3 separate regions of the Homo sapiens genome follow, and regions 1 and 3 are each linked to region 2. A link is a contact called in ENCODE Hi-C or POLR2A ChIA-PET data. All regions are on one chromosome and are shown on one strand. The core of a region is the stretch at or near the end of the contact, and the rest is flanking DNA. Distances in the headings are between cores, read along the strand shown. Region 1 holds the start of CLDN12 (claudin 12). Region 2 holds the start of MTERF1 (mitochondrial transcription termination factor 1). Region 3 has its middle 74 kb from the start of SAMD9.

Region 1 (2,873 bases), core at 137-2,636, 1.5 Mb after region 2:
ATATATAGAATATAGAAAAATACGTAGAAATAGAAGAAAAAAATTAACTCATCTTGTGACTTGAGAATATAGGAGAAATGAGGATGAAAAACACTTTGCTGTCTTGGGAATATATGATTGATATTTAATGAATGTTTTAGATCATTTTCATGACTACGGTGAAAGGATAAGGAAGGTGGTGAAAGACTGTGCAGTTGTCTTGGAAGTAAAAGAAATTTTCTTTTACATTTTTAAAAAAGGACACTGACAACAAGACCAGACAAAGTTGATCTGAATTCTGCATCCTGAAATTTGCAACCAGAATGCTTAAAAAAAAAATAGTTCCACCAATGGCTCAACCTGATACTTAAAGATGCTTCTATATATCTACTTTAAACATTAGCCACTTCCTCTTCAAATACCATTTATCTCAAACAGGTAGGATGAGAATGGAAACTCATTATTATGTGCGCCTGAGAGTTTCCTGGATTGAGGCGTTCATCACTAGCCCTATTACGATCATTATGTAGAATGCTCTCTGCAACTGGCTGCTCGGAGATTTCAGTCAAGTCCCCCCCAACCCCTCCCCCGCCCCAAATGTGTTTCTTGGGTTGGTATCAATCATAATTGCACACTCCAAAGTCAGAGGAAATCGTTTTACAATTAATAACGCACAATAGAATCCTTGAGCAATCATTTTAAGTGAGGTCACCAAGTCTGACCTTTCCCTAACGTGGCTATGGGCCCCTTACAAGGCCGGGTGCACAGAACTTACAGGAAAGCAAACCAAGCTTCCAGAGCAATCCGCATCCCCCTCCGCCCCCCTCCTCCCCCCTCCGCCTCCTCTCCTCCTCCCTCTTTTCGAAGAGCCCTGTGTGTGGTAGACCCAGACCTGGCAGAAGGAAGAAAACGCCCTACTAGTTAGAGCCAATGGAGAGAGACCGCAACAGTGACTGTTAACGCTCTCAGAGCTAGCCCATCCCTGCAACACTGAGTGGGTTTGAACCGCAAGCAGGTCATCATTACGCAACCAGCATCAGCTGGTTATTCAAAAATAGCAGCTTGGGCTCCCCCACAAACCCGCGCCAGCAAAGCTCCCAGTCCTTGGCGGCTCCGGCAACACACCTCGACATTTCCATACTCCTGTGTACAAAATAATTTTTTAAAGCCTTACCAAATACCTACTCAATTTTCACATCCACAGATGTGGTCAGCGTTTTCCAACGCTCCTGATTCTCCTGGATTTAGCCATTTTACATAAAATCCTCAGTTACTTATGCAAAAGACCCAGAAATCGGAACATCTTGACCACACCTACCTGCTTCTCACACGCAGGGCATTTTACTCGCCCACACTGAGGAGCCTCTTGGAGCGTCTCCCTCTCAGCGTCCCAGGAAGTGCGTTCCCAGCGAGGTACACCGGAGGCTTCTGGGAGCGCAGTCAGGTTTTCCCGTGGCCCTGAACGGCAATGCCCTGGATGGCTGGGACTACAATTCCCAGAATCCACTGGGCCGCCAGCCGCAGGCAACATCCTGCGACCACCTCCTGCCCTTCCCTTTCTCTGCCTCCACCTCCCCGGATTTCTCTTGCACCTTATGTTCCGTCTAGAATTGGGTTATCGGTTAAAGAAAAAAAAAAGGCAAAACGAAACAAAACTAAAAGTAGTTTTGAGTTGGATACCTAAGTACCCAGGTGACTTGAAGGTGACTTGCCCGTAGGAAGGTTAGCAAAAATTCTTAAATCTGGATTTTTTTTCCCCTCAAAGTGTTTATCTAGGCAAAAAGTAGAAAAAGAGCTCAAAGTCTAGAACCAAACAGCCCAGATTTGTATGGGGCTTTGCTGTGTATTGATTGGGTGGCCCTGGGAAAGTTATCTCTACATCTGGAGGTTATCTGGAAAAATGGGGATAAGATCACCCACATCATACTGTTGTCTTGAAAACTGAGGGACCTAATATAGCTAAAGTACAGTATAGCTAGCTATTAGATATTTGAACTAATTTTACTCTCCCACACAATTTCTACTGTCCTGTCCCTTTCTCTGTTGGCTTCTCTCCAATGTGAAGTCCTGCATTAGTGAATGAATATCTGAATTAAACTAAAAGATTCCAAAGTCCTAAATAGCAATGATCTGATTTTTTAAAAAATAAAGGATGCTGAAGTGTTGTGATGCCTACTACTTCGAAATGATCACACATACACACACACATACACACACACAAATGGATATAAAGTGTGGCAAAGTGTATAATTGTTGGATTCATGAAGAATATGTTTGTGGGTGTCTCTTGTACTATTCTTTCAAATTCTCTGTATCTTAGAAATTTTTCAAAATAAAAAGAAGAAAAAGTATCATAGTTTATACAAAAGGATGGCACCCATCCCAAGTAAGTATAACCTTGGCAAGTAAGGTAACCCCTTTGTGCCTCAAGGTCTCATCTGTAACAGTATATCTACATCAGAAAATTGTGATGAGGATTAAATGAATTACTACAGAGACAGTTACAACAGTATCTGACGCATAATAAGGACTATATGTTTGCTATTAGCATTTTCCATTTTGCGTTGCTCTAGTAACAATGAGACTATTTGTCAGAGACTTTTTAAAAAGGGAGGGTAGAGAGGCTACTATCAGTCCACTGCTACCTCCTTCTTATGTGTGATACTGCTTTAGAGGATGGATAAGGTTATCTAAGGCCAGAAGCAATCCGATCCCAAAGCCAGACTGGGAAATGTAATAATGAGGAAGAAAGATAGCATTGGGTGGTGAAAAGATTTCTGGGCTCCAGGCCAGCTCTGGCAATAGCAGATGGATAATAGCAATGTGACAAACGATAATCACTTATTTCCTCTGAACTTCAGTTCTCTCATCTATAAAGCTGAATTGAATCAAAT
Region 2 (2,708 bases), core at 6-2,505:
GAGACAAGGTTCACTGTGTCACCCAGGCTAGAGTGTAGTGGCACAATCACGGCTCACTGCAGCCTCAACCTCCCAGGCTCAGGTGATTCTCCCACCTTAGCCTCCCAAGTAGCTGGGACTACAGGCACCTGTGACCACGCCTGGCTAATGTTTGTACTTTTTGTAGAGATGGGGTTTCACCATGTTGGCCAGGCTGGTCTCGAACTCCTGGCCTCAAGCCATCCTCCCGCCTTGGCCTCCCAAAGTGCTGGGATTACAGGCATGAGCCATCGCGCCCGGCCAGAAAATTACATCATTAGGCTTGTACATGGAGGAGTTAGTAATGCCTGAAATTTTTCCTCTTTGTAGAATTCAGGGTCAATCCTGTTGATCCTGTGTTTTTTTAAGGACCAAATCACCATCGTCTCCTGAGGATAACTCGACAGACACAATTAATTCATTAATGTAGATATTATCTTTCTTTTGATGGTCACAGGAGAAGTGCCTTGAATTGAAGCTTTATCTCTTCCATTGTCACCATCACTAGGCAGGTGAGGCTGACAGGACCGCGTGGCTTAAGGCAACGCCTCGGGAGGGAGCAAAAATGCATCCACTGTGGAGATGAGGTTTCGGTTGCCTCCATTCTTTAAATAGCGCAAACCCTCACAATGTCAAAAGAATCATATTTGAATTCGAACTGCAAGTAAGGAAATCGAAGTATACTAGAATTGATTTCCAGCCTGAAGGCGGATGCTGAATTCAGACCAGCAGTGACACTCCAGGATTTCCACGGTAGTTCATTAAAGGAGGAGAATCTGGGACTAAACAGACAGAGTCTACACCCGCTTATCCTGCACCAAAAAACGCCGAGATGTTCATCGGCATCGCGTTAGTCACATTAGCAGCAGCAATCGCATTATCAAAAACTGCAACACGCATGTAAATAATAGCTACTTTTCCACCACGTGTCGTCGGCCGGCAGTGGATGCCCCCTGTAGGATCCCTATAAGATGCCTTACAGTTCCCCACGGACATCTGCCCAGGCGACTGGGAGTCCCAGGCCCCACCCCACCCTCCAAACCCCTTCTTTGGCGTTCAATACCCCGCGCTCACCGCGGTCTCTTGCTGCCCCCTGCCAGGCCCCTAGCGTCGGGCTGCGAAGGGCTGAAGTACCGCCACGAGGGGGCGCAGGACCAACGACATCACCTCTGCGCGCGACCCGAGGCCGGAAGTTAGTCTTTTCCACTTCCGCTCCTCCTAGCCGCTCCGGACCCCAGAGGCGGAAGTAAAAGCGAACTACAGTGGATGGGTGCAGTTCAGGGTGAGATTGGGAAGGTGGTGAGGCTGTGCTTTCCTTTCTTTTTGTTAAGAAGTGGGTGTGGGTGACTGCTGTACAGTGCAGCCCTTTGCAGATTTGTCTTTGGAGGAGGAAGAGGGATGGAAAGAGCCTTCGGTGTGGAATTACCTTGGTTTTGAGTTAAGAAAGACCCACCTGGGTTCGAACCCTAATGCTTCAGCTAGCGAAGGCAGGCTAGTATGGGAGCTCGGCGCTGTTTCAGATTTTGTAATTTTAAGGCTTATGCCTACCTTTTAAATTGTTGTGGGGAGTAAAGCGAGACAATATATATGAAGCACTTAGCTTTGGTACAAAACGTATTCGTGATTCCGCTACCTTTTCCCATCATATGTAGGCATGTACTTGCCGTTTTCTTTTCTGTATGTCTGAGAAATGTTGTTTGCAAGAGGTAATGCATCTCACGAGAACATAATGCAACGAGAACGTTAGCTGGGATCGATCTCTTATTTTGTATTAGGAAGGCCTGAAATATTTTGCCTTTTTTTTGTGTGTGTGTGTCATTTCCAGAGATAGCTGTTCTCCAGCCTTTCTGGAGGGATGCAGAGCCTTTCCTTAGGACAAACAAGGTGAGAAATGCATGTAAAGATCTCCAAACTTAGCTTGCTGTATCAAAAGAAGACCAGCTGGAATGTGGTATTTTAGGGCCAGTGATTAGTTATTTCCATTAACAGCCTTTTTAACAGGCCAGTTGTGGGGCAGAGGCGAACGTAAATCTTTTTTTAGACCCCTCATACTACAAGCATAGAAATTTTCAGTGTTTGTTAAGTTTGAACATTAGCCCTTTGGATAATGGTTTTGGTTAATTAAAAAGTCAATTTGAGAAATAGATCGAAGTCAATTTTTGAATAGGTACCATTTTTGAAATTTGTACGTGAGGAAAGTTGCTAACTTTCTTGTATTAGGCTATTTAGATGTTCATTTACCCTACTAGATATTATGAGTATTTTGAATGGAGATCCGTTGCTAAGAGTAAAGCATCATGGAGAATTTTGAAGTGTGACTTTTTTGGTACTAGAAACCGAAAAATAGATAAAGATAATTTGTATTTTCCATTGTTTTTCACACCAAAGGCCAGTTTTACTTGTTTAAATTTTTTCATCTGACTGCAAAGTAACACATATTCATTAAATAAAGTCCCAGTATTTCAGAAGTAGTACATAGCCTCTAATAATCTTTCAGAAATAAGTGTCATTCCACTTTCCCCCTCTGTATATATTAACGTCCCCCTCCCCGCCTTTAATATACATGGCATTATCCATACTGTTAAGCAGTTTGTCATGTAGAATATCTGACATCTTTTGATTGCAGTAGATCGGCCTTTATTTTTGGCACCTTTATAGTATATTGCATAGATGTACCACAATTTATTAAT
Region 3 (2,945 bases), core at 193-2,692, 1.2 Mb before region 2:
CATTTTTCCACTTTGAAAGCGTGAAGAAATTATTCCCATTTTACAAAAGTAAATAAATTTAGTCCTGGAGAGGATAACATTACAGTTCATTTTCATGTATAAATGGCCTTCCCTGCTAGAGACTGAGCACCTCTATGGGAAAAGAGTGGTGTCCGATTAAATGCTAAGGTGAAAAGTCCAGTTCATCCTCTGGAAGAAAAGAATGATATGTCCTTGTTCATCCCTAAGCCTTCCGGGTTGGAATAACGATAACTGGGATTTCATGAGAACCTAGAAGAGTGATCTTGTTTAATGTATTCACTCCCAAAATACAGTTTCTGGACTACCCTCTAGAAGCTTTTATTCTGTTGTATACAAACTCATTATCATTCATACAGCCTAAAATTTCACATAATCATTTGCTGAACACTTTGCAGTTAGGCTTTTTAGATATATTTTTAGTTTGTTCTTGATTTCCCTATTTGTTTTTTTTTTCTTGCTGGGGGAGAGGGTGAGACATATTGAAATTTAATAGAGATGATTGTTAGACAGAATTTTGAAGGAAGTGAGTGTACTCACCCCACCCACTTCATCAGGAGATGCTTCCTCTGTGAGGTGGGATTTGAGTCATATTAATTTGTCCCAGACCACACCAAAATTAAGCTGTTCACGTCTGAAACATTCCATGAATTCAGTTGCGAGGAGGAATTTGTTCAGCCATGTTATGGATTCATATTTCTCTCCTCTCCCAAGAAGGTCTGGGTGTCCTTATAAGGGAGAACGCCTCTGTTTCCCACAGTGTGGAGAGCGAAATAAATACTCTCTCACAGTCAATGCAGAGGTAACTTTTTTTTAATGGATTAAAAAAAAAAAAAAGCAGTTCTGAGAGTCCATCACTGTTTCAGCATCCCCATTCAGAGAGGGGGCTTTTGTCTCTCTCTCAGTGGGAGCTGCCATTTTAATGGGGCCTCCAGCAGGGCCTGGTTTGATGATGTGAAGTAGGCCTGGAAGAATCGTGGAATTTTTTTTTTAATTTAGATTTTGGTTAATTTAACCATACTGGCTTTCAAATGAACTGAAATGTAAAAGTGAATCCACGGTAAATGTCCCTCAGAAGCTGCTACCAGATAATTTCAGCGATTTCTCATCTCTGAAGCTCTCTCATGTGAAAACCAATCCCTTGAAGTTCTAATAGGCATTACCGGCCGTCTACCCCCAACCCCCAATCTATTTGCAAAGATGAAAATCGGGAGAATTCATTCTTAAAAATATGCATACGCATACACAGACACAAACGTGCACTCCTAAATGCTAAATGAAAACATTGCTTTTAGCTGATTGGTGATGCCAAGCCAGGATTGGGATAGCTTTGTGGTAATTCTGGGGTTTCCCTTTTGCCTGAGTCATGAACACCACGGTACATGGAATGCTCCCCGACCCCAGAGCCTTGGGAGTGCCAAAGCTACTCCCCAAGCCCTCGCCCCAGAGGAGGATTCCAAAATCCCCCACAGCACACTTTCTAGATAAAACTGTTGCTCTCAGTAATGAGGCCACAGCCTGCAGAGCCAAACTGGCCCGCAGGCCGCTTTCTGCAGGCCTGGCGCCGGACCTGCTCTGCCCCCGCCCGCTCCGCAGCCCCCGCGGCCACACAGTGGCTGCGCCTGGCAGCTGCGCGCCCAGATGCCAACCGCTGGAATGTGTTTTATGTTCCCGCGTCTCTGCCTGGCTGGCCTCGGGGGAAGGCTCTTCCCTGGCCTCTCCGGCTCCGGCGCTGGGCTGCGGCAGCTGGGGAACCGATGTGCGATCATTTTACACATGAGCTAGCTGTTCACCCTTCCAGGAACTGTTTGCCTGCACTAATTCCGCGCAAGATGCACACACTGAGCCCCTTTGTAGGGCTGAAGGATGACAGTCTCTCCAGCCTAGATTGATTTAGTAAATGACTGACTGCATGGGCCTGAGTACCTGGGTATTCGTGTGTGTGTGTGTGTGTGTGTGTGTGTGTGTGTGTGTGTGTGTGTGTGTGTGTTGACTTAAAGGCGCTCCCTCTTTGCAGAAATAAATGAATTAATGAATTTTTAAAAAGAAGGTAGAACTAACGCATTTTCGAAAAAAGCAAACATCAGGGAATGTGCAGTTTGTTACAACATATCTATCCATGATTCCATTTTGGGGGAATTTATATGAAGATATCCCACAATCGGGCAATCGCCAAACAAGAAAGCATCCTTAATTGAGTTGAAACTGGGGGTAAGGGGACAGAAAAATCGCCCCCATAAAATAATTTCAAATTCAGCCTTGTGTTTCCCAGTAATTGGGCTGTCTGAGGATGAGACTGGGAGTGGAAAAATCCAAGTTAGTCTTAGAGCTGCACTTCTCAAAAGTGGCTGCAAAGGCTTTGAGGTGGTCAGTGATTTGTGTTTATTTACAACAATGCTTTAATTAATCATATTTAATAAGATTTGATATCACTTCATCGGTGGCTAAGCAAAATATTAATTATGATTTAGTTTGTTGACTTACCACTATCAAGAACTTGGATGATGATTTTTTTTAAATCATTTTATCTCTCTGTGCCTTTTCTATGCTTCAGAAGTGACAATGGCATGTTTAAGAGTCTAGGAAACATTTGAGCCTGGGATGAAAAGTCAGATACTGAAGACCCAGTTGTACACATAATGCATTTTTAGAGAAGATACATAAAAATGGACATCCAGCCAGGTGTAGTGGATCATGCCTGTAATCTTACCACTTTAGGAGGCCAAGACAGGAGGATTGCTTGAGGGCAGGAATTTTAGACCAGCCTGGGCAGTATAGCAAGACCCCATCTCTACAAAAAAAAAAAAAGAGAGAGAAAGAGAAAAAAAATGGACATCACTTACAAAGTACACTCTCAATAGCAGATATGCTCTATCTTTAAAAAAAGTTTTGAATTATTAATGTATCACCTTCTTGTTAAAGAAAAC

The links. Hi-C counts contacts between places; a loop is a spot of excess contacts on that map. ChIA-PET counts read pairs that join two places held with the same protein, here RNA polymerase II (POLR2A). Pooled maps may share reads with other maps.
Region 1: a loop to region 2 is called in a map of B cell, with 10 times the contacts of the local background. The contact joins the promoter of CLDN12 here to the promoter of MTERF1 in region 2. A Hi-C loop is called at or near these places in 1 of 168 maps with a recorded cell type or tissue (B cell), 1 of 37 single-sample maps with no recorded cell type and 8 of 50 pooled maps.
Region 3: a map of K562 shows a loop between it and region 2 (4-fold over the local background). The contact joins the enhancer-like site here to the promoter of MTERF1 in region 2. A Hi-C loop is called at or near these places in 1 of 168 maps with a recorded cell type or tissue (K562) and 6 of 50 pooled maps. POLR2A ChIA-PET finds 5 or more read pairs at or near these places in 1 of 52 experiments (naive thymus-derived CD8-positive, alpha-beta T cell).

What each region holds. Positions count from the first base shown.
Region 1 is chr7:90,401,974-90,404,846 of GRCh38, reverse strand. CLDN12 (claudin 12) reads right to left here and starts at 1,386. Exons shown (of 4, transcript NM_001185072.3): 1 at 1,298-1,386. RefSeq lists an enhancer at 681-1,206.
Region 2 is chr7:91,879,249-91,881,956 of GRCh38, reverse strand. It overlaps MTERF1 (mitochondrial transcription termination factor 1), which reads left to right and starts at 1,255. Exons shown (of 3, transcript NM_006980.5): 1 at 1,255-1,300; 2 at 1,844-1,902. The coding sequence starts at 1,874. LOC112267986 (a long non-coding RNA gene) reads right to left here and starts at 1,155. Exons shown (of 2, transcript XR_002956514.2): 1 at 1,093-1,155.
Region 3 is chr7:93,042,313-93,045,257 of GRCh38, reverse strand. No RefSeq gene overlaps it. Among named protein-coding and RNA genes, the nearest start is that of SAMD9, 74 kb to the left of the region's middle. RefSeq lists an enhancer at 666-1,397. Within about 2 kb of position 1,442, at least 2 of the 41 ENCODE cell types and tissues checked have a DNase peak (open chromatin) inside an H3K27ac peak, as active enhancers do.